Linked DNA regions of Homo sapiens: region 1 is linked to region 2. Evidence: read pairs that join two places in POLR2A ChIA-PET (ENCODE). Cell type or tissue: A673. All regions are shown on one strand. Each heading gives the region's core, and the rest is flanking DNA. Links, peaks and the distances in the headings are about the cores only. Region 1 has its middle 78 kb from the start of TMCC3. Region 2 overlaps LOC105369915 (a long non-coding RNA gene).

Evidence for each region. ChIA-PET counts read pairs that join two places held together with the same protein. Peaks named below come from ENCODE experiments on the same cell type or tissue, not always from the same donor. Only the 100,000 strongest peaks of a DNase experiment are listed, where the experiment ranks them.
Region 1: POLR2A ChIA-PET joins it to region 2 with 5 read pairs; 1 of 35 experiments calls an interaction of 5 or more read pairs at or near these places.

What each region holds. Positions count from the first base shown.
Region 1 is chr12:94,726,281-94,731,657 of GRCh38, forward strand. No RefSeq gene overlaps it. Among named protein-coding and RNA genes, the nearest start is that of TMCC3, 78 kb to the left of the region's middle. In A673, for the core only: no CTCF peak of the experiment used is centred there; a DNase peak (open chromatin) is centred at 4,771.
Region 2 is chr12:94,919,976-94,925,352 of GRCh38, forward strand. LOC105369915 (a long non-coding RNA gene) reads right to left here. Exons shown (of 4, transcript XR_945226.2): 2 at 4,671-4,831. Among named protein-coding and RNA genes, the nearest start is that of NDUFA12, 81 kb to the right of the region's middle. RefSeq lists an enhancer at 2,559-3,099. In A673, for the core only: no CTCF peak of the experiment used is centred there; DNase peaks (open chromatin) are centred at 2,816 and 3,986.

The DNA.
Region 1 (5,377 bases), core at 227-5,226, 190 kb before region 2:
ACTTATTTATCCGTTCCCTGCAGTTTTCCTCCTCTTACTTTAAGCCTCTCTCTCCGTGGTTGGCCCTTGGAAGGCCTGCCATATGCAAATGTGTGTATACTCATCAGTCTTATTAGGCGTAGTTCCAACTGGCCACCCCACATGAACACAATTAAAAGTTAAACATCAATTAAAATTCACAGACTCCATTTAGCTTTCTCAAAAAGCACTAAATAACGGTACACATTTGGGACACAAATTAATCTACATTGTTTCCTTCATCAGTCTTTAGTTATCAAACATCCTAAGCCTCATTTTAGACTCTGTTAATTGCTCATTCAGCCCACACTGAGTAAGCAATGAAAAACGAGCCCGAGACAAAAGAACAAAAGAATGAGATGCCACAGTGGATCAAGTTTAGTCAGCCAGGTGGTTCGTCAATGATGGTGGCACTGGAGAAATCCTGTGTGAGGACAAACACTGTCCAAGTGAGGGGCATGTGGGTGATCTCTCTTACGAGACCTCCACTGATACATGCATCTGCTTATTCATGGACGTCGATATCTAATAGGCATGTCAAGTTTCAACAGGGCCCAAACGGAATGCATAATTTTCCCTCTAAATTTATTCCTTTTCCCTCTTCCTCCATTTCAATAAATGGCACTCAGTTGCATAGGCCCAAATTCAGCATCACCCCTGATTTCCCATTTTCTGTATCCCCACGACCAAGCCATCAGCAATTCCTATCGGCTCTGTGTCCAAAATCTGTTCATCCCTCTTCATTCCGCTGCCAACCCCTTAATCCAGGCCTCTGTCATGTGTCCCCTGTGGTGACTGCCTCCGCTTCCTGACTGGCCTCCCTCTGCCCCTCCTGCCTCTCAACAACCTACTCTGCTAAAAACTAAATACCATCCCATTGCTCCCCTCCAAATGTGTCTCCACTGCATTTTAGAATTAGACACCTGTTTACTTTCCTATTGCTGTAACAAATGATCTCAATTCAGCAGCTTAGACCAACGTACATTTATTCTCTTGACAGTTCCGCAGCTCAGAAGTCGAAAATCAGAGTGTTGGCAGGGCTGTTTTCCTTCTGGAGGCTTCGGAGGATAATCCAAATTCTCACCTGCTACAGGCTGCCTGCACTCCTTGGCTCATGGCCTCTTCCTCACTTTCTCTGACTCTGATCCTCCTGCCCCGCTCTTATAAGAACCTTTGTCATCATATTGGGTCCACCCAGATGATCTCCCCACATCAAGATCCTCCACTTACTCACAGCTGCAGCGTCCCTTTTACTATGTAAGCTAATATAGTCACACAGCACTGGCTCTGGAATGAGACACAGACATTTAGCGGGGCCTCATTCAGCCTACCACAAAACTAAAACACAACACACAAAAAAACCAGTTCCTTCCTGTGACCACCCGGACCTATGTGCCCAGCCTTGCACATCTCTCTCAGCTTGTCCTCTACTGCTCTCTCCTCACTGCTACACCAGCCTTCTTCTGTCTGTTCCTTTGATGTTTCAGCTCGCCCTTACCTTAGGGTCTTTACCCTTGTTGTTCTCTCCATCTGAAGTGTTCTCCCTCCAGAAGTCCACATAGTGGTTCATTCACGAGAGCCCAAATGTCCTTTCCTCACTTACTGTCCTTCGAGATCATCTCGTCTATTCTCCCAGACCATAAGCAAACTCTGAGGGAAAAGTCCCCATCTGTCTTACTCATGCTCCACCCAGCACAGTGACTGACACACTTACCAACTTAACAGTTGTTGAAAGAATGAACTATCTAATTTCAAAATGTTAGTGATCTCTGGCTGGGTGCAGTGGCTCATGCCTATAATCTCAGCACTTTGGGAGGCGGAGAAGGGCAGATCACCTGAGGTCAGGAGTTTGAGACCAGCCTGGCCAACATGGTGAAACTCTGTCTCTACAAAAAATACAAAAATTAGCCAGGCATGGTGGCCGGCACCTGTAATCCCAGCTACTCAGGAGGCTGAGGCAGGAGAATTGCTGGAACCTGGGAGGCAGAGGTTGTAGTGAGCCGAGATGGCGCCACTGCACTCCAGCCTGGGCGACAGAGAGAGACTCCGTCTTAAAAAATAAATAAATAAATAAATAAAATTATAACCCATTTTGGTTTTATAATCCATATATTTATGTAAGTACTTTTTAAATACATCGACATTTTGACCCTAGATCAGCTCACAGGATAAGACTAAACAAGATGAAATGTAATAAAACTGACTTTGAAGTATTACTTGAGACCAGGAGTTTGAGACCAGCCTGGGCAACATGGTGAGACCTTATCCCTACAAAAAAATAATAATAATAACAGCCAAGTGTGATGGCTTGTGTCTGCAGTCCTAGCTATATGGGAGGCTGAGGTGGGAGGATTGCTTGAGCCCAGGAATTCGAGGTTGCAGTGAGCTATGATCATGCCACTGCACTCCAGCCAGGGCAACAGAGTGAGACGTTTTAAAAAAAAAAAAAAGACGATAAAGCCTACAAAATATTGGAGAGGTGGAAATGCAGTGAGGCGATGGTGCTGAGAAAAATATGAATAACAATTACTATATAAAGAAGACTTAGAAGGATTAATTATAGTTAACTCAAAACTCCGTGTGACTTGTCAGCATGGTGTGGCTACCAAAAACATGACCTTCTGTGCACTGGAGATTCCTAAGCAAAAAGAGGAAAACCGATTCTTGGACACACTAAGATGTTTTAAAATTAAAGCTAAGTTTCAACTAATCCTTAATTGTTACAGTCCTGTGTCATTTTTGTATGAGGGCCATCATCACTAAGATCTGTCATTATTGTAACAGGAGTAGTGATGCTGTAAAAAGGAACAGGACACAACTGGAGGCTGCGGAAATGGTAGGGAGCATGCCAACATCTCTCCTGCGAAGGGCAAGCGGAGATACTCACATCCCCAGATTAACATGGTATTAAGTGCTCAATTCAAGCCAAGATAGACTCTAAGGTCCAAAGGCAAATGAGGTATCCAAGAAAGGAAGCAGAGGTCCCACGGGGTGAGGGGTGGGAACAGGAAGCACCACTATATTGCACCGTGTCAGGTCCGCCATAGTGGAGGTGTGGAGGGCCCCACCTTGTGAACGATTTATGTTTTATCCTAGAATGCAAAGTAGGTTCCCTCTTGACTGACAAAGTACAATGCTCTTCCTCTGCTGGTACCACTGATAGCATTCATAATATGCTTTTACGAATAATGCAATCTGGAGACATCTGAAGGATACAGCTTTTGGTCAATAAATCCAACTCTAAAAGCCCTTTTAAAGCTTTGCCCAACCACCTCGGCCTTCTTTAATAGAATTACTTCTGTTTTTCCACAGAATGATTTCTCCTCTGATTAAGAATCACTTCAAACTATAGAAGAGATGCATATGACAGATCTGTGTATCTTCAGGACTTTCGTGATGCTAAATGGCAAACACATGTGGGTCAGAGTTGAATTTCTTAGGACAATAGTGAAAAGCTGAGTGCCATCTCCTCCTCCCCATGTCATCCCTCTTCAGGATATGCTGAAAAACTATTTTAAAATATCATTTCAAAGGTGTCAAGTTATGAGCTAGCTGAGCTAGATGTTCATGTGTCTCAGTTTTGTGTGTGTGTGTGTGTGTGTGTGTGTGTGTGTGTGTGAGGGTCTCAAGAAAGGATCTCTTTCTGCAGAAAAATACACGTGTGTACACATCCCTACAAATTAATGGTGCTCTTGGACTTCTAGTGCATGGCCAGGAATTCCAAGTTAAGAAACTTATGTCTTATTCCATTTTGTGTTGTGTATTAGTCTGTTCTCACGCTGCTCGTAAAGGCATACCTGAGATGGGGTAATTTACAAAAGAAAAAAAATGGACTCACAGTTCCACATGGCTGGGGAGGCCTCACAATCACAGCAGAAAGTAAAGGAGGAGCAAAGTCACATCTTACACGGCAGCAGGCAAGAGGGTGTGTGCAGGGGCAATGCCCTTTATTTTTATTTTTTATTATTTATTATTATTATTATTTTTTGAGATGCAGTCTAGCTCTGTCGCCCAGGCTGGAGTGCAGTGGCACAATCTTGGCTCACTGCAACCTCCACCTCCCGGGTTCAAGCAATTCTCCTGCCTCAGCCTCCCAAGTAGCTAGGATTACAGGCACTCACCACCACGCCCAGCTAATTTTTGTATTTTTAGTAGAGACGAGGTTTCATTGTGTTGGCCAGGCTGGTTTCGAACTCCTGACCTCATGATCTACCCACCTCGGCCTCCCAAAGTGCTGGGATTACAAGCTTGAGCCACTGCGCCCGGCCAGAAATGCCCTTTATAAAACCATCAGATCTCGTGGAGACTTACTCACTAGCATGAGAACAGCATGAGAAAAACTTCCCCCCATGATTCACTTACCTCCAACCACGTCCCTCCCATGACATGTGGGGATTATGGGAGCTAAAATTCAAGATGAGATTTGGGTGGGGACACAGCCAAACCATATCATGCTGCCATAAAGGAATACGCCAGGCTGGGTAATTTATAAGGAAAAGAAGTTTATTTGCCTCATGATTCTGCAGGCTGTATGAGAAACATGGCACCAGCACCTGCTTCTGGTGAGGGCTTCATGCTGCTTCTACCCATGGTGGAAGGTAAAGGGAGGCCAGTGTGTGGAAAGATCACGCGATGAAAGAGGATGCAAGAGAAAGCAGGGAAGGGCCAGACTCTTTTTAACAATCAGCTTTCAGGAGAACCAATAATGTAAGCACTCCCACCCATCCCCAGGAAGAGCATTAATCTATTCACAAAGGATCCACCCCCATGACCCAAATGCCTCCCATTAGGTCCCTCCTCCAACACTGGGTATCAAATTTCAACATGAGATTCGCAGGAGACAAACACGCACACTTATAGTATCTTACTACAGTGGGTAAGTATACCTAGAGAGACTATTTTAAAGACACTCTAAAATGGCTTATGAACACCCAAGAGGCTTATTTTTCCAGCTTCTAGGTTTGTCATTGTTCAGACCTACCACAGGCACATCTGACTACCTGTGGAGCCCACCCTAGATGGAGCATGCACTGGCCTGCAGATGATTGGGTTTTTTTCAGTATAAAATTTATAAACAGATTTTGTTTTTGTTTTTGTTTTGTTTTTTGAGACAAGGTCTCACTCTGTCACTCAAGCTGGAATGCAGTGGCACGGTTTTGGCTCAGTGCAGCCTTGACCTCCCAAGCTCAAGTCATCCTCCCACCTCAGTCTCCTAAGTAGCTGGAACTACAGATGCGCGCCACCATGCTGGCTAATTTTTGTGTTTTTTTCTATAGATGGGGTTTTGCCATGTTGCCCAGGCTGATCTCAAACTCCTGGGCTCAAGCAAGCCTCCCTCCTCAGCCTCCCAAAGTGCTGG
Region 2 (5,377 bases), core at 271-5,270:
TAAATGCATTACCTCATTTATCTTTATAACAACACAAGGGCTAAAGGAGACCAAAGACTACCAAAAGGTCAATCAAAACCATTTCTAAGGTTAAAGAATAAAGATAATGCAAGACATTAGAAAGCCCCAACAGCATAAGAGGAATGAGGATAAGAAAAATGGCACTAAGGAAGAGCCTTGAAAAAGGAGACTTAATTTTTTTTCTTAATTTATATTTTGAATAAATATTACAGTAATGGGGCTGGGCGCGGTGGCTCATGCCTGTAAGCCCAGCACTTTGGGAGGCCGAGGTGGGTGGATCACGAGGTCAGGAGATCGAGACCATCCTGGCTAACACGGTGAAACCCTGTCTCTACTAAAAATACAAAAAATTAGCTGGGCGTGGTGGCATGTGCCTGTAATTCCAGCTGAGGCAGGAGAATGGCGTGAACCCAGGAGGCGGAGCTTGCAGTGAGCCAAGATTGTGCCAGTGCACTCCAGCCTGGGCGACAGAGCAAGATTCTGTCTCAAAAAAAAAAAATAAAAATAAAAATAAAAAAATAAAAAAATAATATATATATATATAACAACAATGGTACAAAATTCAAAAGATATATAAGAGAGTTTTTTGTTATTTCCTTGTTTTATATAGTCAAAACAGTTTATTGATTGGGACCATAAACTTTTCTTTTCATAAAAGTTTCATAATGGACATTTGTCATTTGTGTCTGCCTCAAATCTTTTTTTGGTAGTTCTTCTATGTTGTGAATTCTCTTTTCCATAGGAAGAAAAAAAACAAACATGCCGGGTGCGGTGGCTCACGCCTGTAATCCTAGCACTTTAAGAGGCCGAGGCAGGTGGATCACTTGAGGTCAGGAGTTCGAGACCAGCCTGGTCAACATGGCAAAAACCCCGTCTCTACTAAAAATACAAAAATTAGCTCAGCATGGTGACATGCGCCTGTAGTCCCAGCTACTCAGGAGACTGAGGCAGGAGAATCGCTTGAACCTGGGAGGCGGAGGTGGCAGTGAGCCGAGATCGTGCCACTGCACTTCAGCCTGGGAGATAGAGTGAGACTCTGTCTCCAAAAAAAAAAAAAAAGAAAGAAAAGAAACAAACAAACACAACACATTTCTTTCAAGACCCTTTGCTGCTAGGATATAGACATTTGACTATCTTCCAACAAATCCAAACCTAAGCAACACTTGAAATATAGGTGACAGGCTGCAGACACACAATATTCTAGTAAGTCTGGACACAATGCTGCCTGGTTTTCTGCACGAACTGTAATGAGGGTCCTGGTGGTCAGTTCTGGTTTTATAGATGTTAAGCATCATCTGGCAGCAACAGCAGGATTTCTGCTAGAAGAGTCTTAGGATATTTGGGACATGTGTGGGATGCTTGGACATTCCTCCTGGCTGCTTCACTTCTGGCTGTGTAATATCCAGGCTTTGTTTCTCGGCTCTCCTAGAAATTCTAAGTAATACCATGTAATAAAGTTCTGCTGAAACTAGCTAGACTGGCTTGTTTTCCTGAAAGAGATTCCAAGGTATTGGGAATCTGGAATTGACTAGGTGACTTGGTTGGATTTGGAAGTAGTAAGGATAGGATACAGGAAAAACATGACATCTGGTGGCCAGGAAGTCACTAAAACCATTGTTAGAGAAGTTAGCATGACACTATTCCTGCCTCCATTTGTTTTTTATTTTTATTTTTTTAAGAGTGAGTCTTGCTCTGACACCCAGGCTGAAGTACAGTGGTGCGATCTGGGCTCACTGCAACCCCCCCCTCCTGGGTTCAAGCAATTCTCATGCCTCAGCCTCCTGAGTAGCTGGGATTACAGGAGTGTGCCACCATGCCCGGCTAATTTTTGTCTTTTTAGTAGAGATGGGTTTCACCATGTTGGACAGGGTGGTCTCAAACTCCTGACCTCAGGTGATGTGCCCGCCTCAGCCTCCCAAAGTGCTGGGATTACAGGTAAGAGCCACTGTGACCAGCCGCTGCCTCAGAGTAGATTGAAGCATCAACAGATTAAATCTCAGGATGCCAAAATTAGATTGAGACCAACCACCACACCCCCTCCCCCGCCACCTACCTCACCCCTGCCATGCAGGATTTAGAACAGGAGTGAAGGAGACCCTTTTCCACATCTCCTAGGGTTCTCGATGAAATCAAAGATACAAAAGGGGTCAGTGGGAAGATTTAGTAGAAGATGGTTGAGGAGATTGTTTTGAAGAGGGTTTTGCTCTGCTGTGAGCCCTCTCCCCTTAGGATGAGAGGCAGAGGCTCTGTCTCCCAACCATAAGCCTAGTGAGAAGGTTTTTAGTTGTCCACTGGGAGAGCTTTTAAACGTGTGCCTTGCAGTTGGAAGACACAGAAGACTGGGGCGGCCTGACTAAAGAGCAAGAAACTTAGAGTGCACCACGAACTGAAGTCCAACTCCACCAAGAAAATTCAGAATGTTTTCCTCCGTTACAAAGCTGGCTACGTGCTTTGGAGATGGAAGAACAAGCAGGGCTTCTATATTGGGATCAGCGGGCACTCCTGGAGTTTCCTGAGGCAAAGGATGAAGGAGACTTCCCAAGACCATATGGGGGTAACACAAGACAAGGCTTGAGTCCTGTCTACCAGGTCCTCTGAGAAGGACCTCAGCAGAAAGCAGCTGAGCACGTTCAGCTGGATACTCAGAGGCTGAGGAAGGATTTGAAAGAGACAAGCTGGAATAGAGATACATCCACTTGAGTCAAGGGAACTGCAGGAGAGCGGGCCTGCAGGGAGCCTCTCCAGCATTCCTATTCAAGGGCCAGAAGAGAAAGAATCAGCTTGAGCTATCGTCCAGGCCCCCTGGGGGTTACCAGCTTTAATCATCTGCAGCCCCAGAGAGCACGAAGCTACCAGATCAAGTAGTGACTCACTTACCCCTTTTTCCTCTCATCTCTACCCTACCTTCAACCCTGGAAGAGAAAGAAAATGACAGCTAGTGGGTAGAAGTGAGGGTGAGCAGGGAAGAAAAACCAGAGAAGCCATCAGAAGTTTCTTCCAGGGCTAGAGGAAGGCCCCTGAATAAAGTTTAAAGAGTTGGTGAGAAACAAATATAAAATCGCATTTTGATTAAATCATGAGTTGTGTTCATAGATGTCCACGTCATCCAGTGGCAGAACACCAAAATTATCACCTGTAGTGACACAGAATGAAGTGCCTATTGAAAGCAAGGCCCTGGGGGCTGCAGCGCGGGGATTATAAAGGCCACGAGGTGAGCAGTTACATCTAACTGCACGATGAAGTTTAAAGAAAAGAAATGGCATTTTCAGGGATTTAAATTCTCACTTCGAAGCATGGTCAGTGAATGAGAAAATTTCTGTGACTTCCTTCAAGTACTCTTTTATGTCATGCAGGTTCAAGGCTAATGAAGCTGAAAATCAGAGGCAGAGGCAGAGCCTGAAGATTGATGAATCTCAAAATTGACTGAATTCACAGTCCCGCTATGACTTTCTGGGCATTGATTGGGAAAAGGTGGTTTTTCCCCTGAGTATTGGAGTGGAAATATTTTGGAGGTGTTAGATAACGCCAAGAATCTGAAACCCCAGGACTCACAGAGCCTCGTAGGCCAATAAAATGAGAGCAGCCCTTCCTCCCTTTCTGATGAGGCTGGTCCTGTTTTATGCAGAGACCCTGTATCGAGCTCACTGAATGGTCACCTTGCAACGGGATGTGGCCCATGGGCCACGAGGACTCTGCTCATGGTCTCCAGATCCACAACTAGAGTCAGATTCTAGAATGTCCTGAAATCAAAACCAAACCTGGGAAGAGAAGACTTACGTACCAAAAGAATAGCAAGATTATGAAGAGGTTTACACTTCCTGCTTGGCTGTCTAAAAGTGAGACTCAATGGTGGCCTGTGCAGGAGAAGTCAGATGCCACACAATCCTTGATGCGCTGTGGAAAAAGGAACCCAAAGCCTTAGAGAGATACAAATGTTGGTGTATTAGTCCATTTTCACGCTACTATAAAGATACTACCGGAAACCGGGTAATTTATAAACAAAAGAGATTTAATTGACTCACAGTTCCACATGGCTGAAGAGGTCTCAGGAAACGTATAATCATGGTGGAAAGCAAAGGGGAAACAGGCACTTTCTTCACAAGGTAGCAAGAGAGAGAGAGCTCAGGGGAAACTGCCACTTTGCTTTTTTTTCTTTTTTGGGGGGGACAGAGTCTCGCTTTGTCACAGGCTGGAGTGCAATGGCACGATCTCGGCTCACTGCAACCTCTGCCTCCCGGGTTCAAGTGATTCTCCTGCCTCAGCCTCACAAGTAGCTGGGATTACAGGCACCGGCCACCATGCCCAGCTAATTGTTTGTATTTTAGTAGAGATGGGGTTTCACCATGTTGGCCAGGATAGTCTCGATCTCTTGACCTCGTGATCCACACGCCTCAGCCTCCCAAAGTACTGGGATTACAGGTGAGCCACCGCGCCCGGCAAAACTGCCACTTTTAAACCATCAGATCTCCTGAGAACTCACTCACTATGATGAGAACAGCATGAGGGAAACTGCCTGCATGATCCAATCACCTCCCACCAGGTCCCTTCTTCCATATGTGGGGATTACAATTTGAGATGAGATTTGAATGGGGACACAGAGCCAAACCTTCAGTTAGAGTGGATTTATAATCACTGATCTACTCACCCACCTTCAGAAAAAACACACATTGGTGAGAGAGGAGTTGGCATTCTTGAAAAGCGGATGCCCTCTGTAGGCCAGGGATGATGGTGAGAGATGCTTTGATGGAAAGAGGTTTCCTTGGGGGGCAAACATCAGCTTTAACCTTCAGGGGCAAGCACGTCCTGATTCCTGAAAAAAAGCAGAAGACTTAGATGAGATTATCAAAAGGATTTGACTCTAAGGGATATTTGAGGGTGCTTAATAGATCCTAGGGCCTTTGGGGCTGAAATACATGGACGCTAAAGTCTGACCTAATATGTATAACAACAAAATATAAGTCTGGGGAACAGAGGACTGACTAGTCGTGATGATGGCGAGTCCAGTCCTTCACCCAATGCCAGGCCTGAGTCACTTTCCAAACCCAGAGCCCTTTGAATAGCAGGGAGACAAGATGCTCTTGAGGAACAACCCAGCAATGACAGCACAGTGTGTACTGAAGTCTTCCTCCTATCCTTTCAGGAAGGCACTTGGGACAATTTACCAGGGCAATTGGACCCTGGGAAAAGGAACTCATAGACCTTTCAGGATGACTATCTTTTAACTAATGCTAATCCTGCAGGCCCCAAATGCCATCTGTGATTCTCTGGTAGGTGTATGGAATTTTATGGTAATAGCTGATAGCGGGGCTTACTCACAGCGGGGACTGTTCCCAGTGACCCCAGTGGGTCCTTGAAC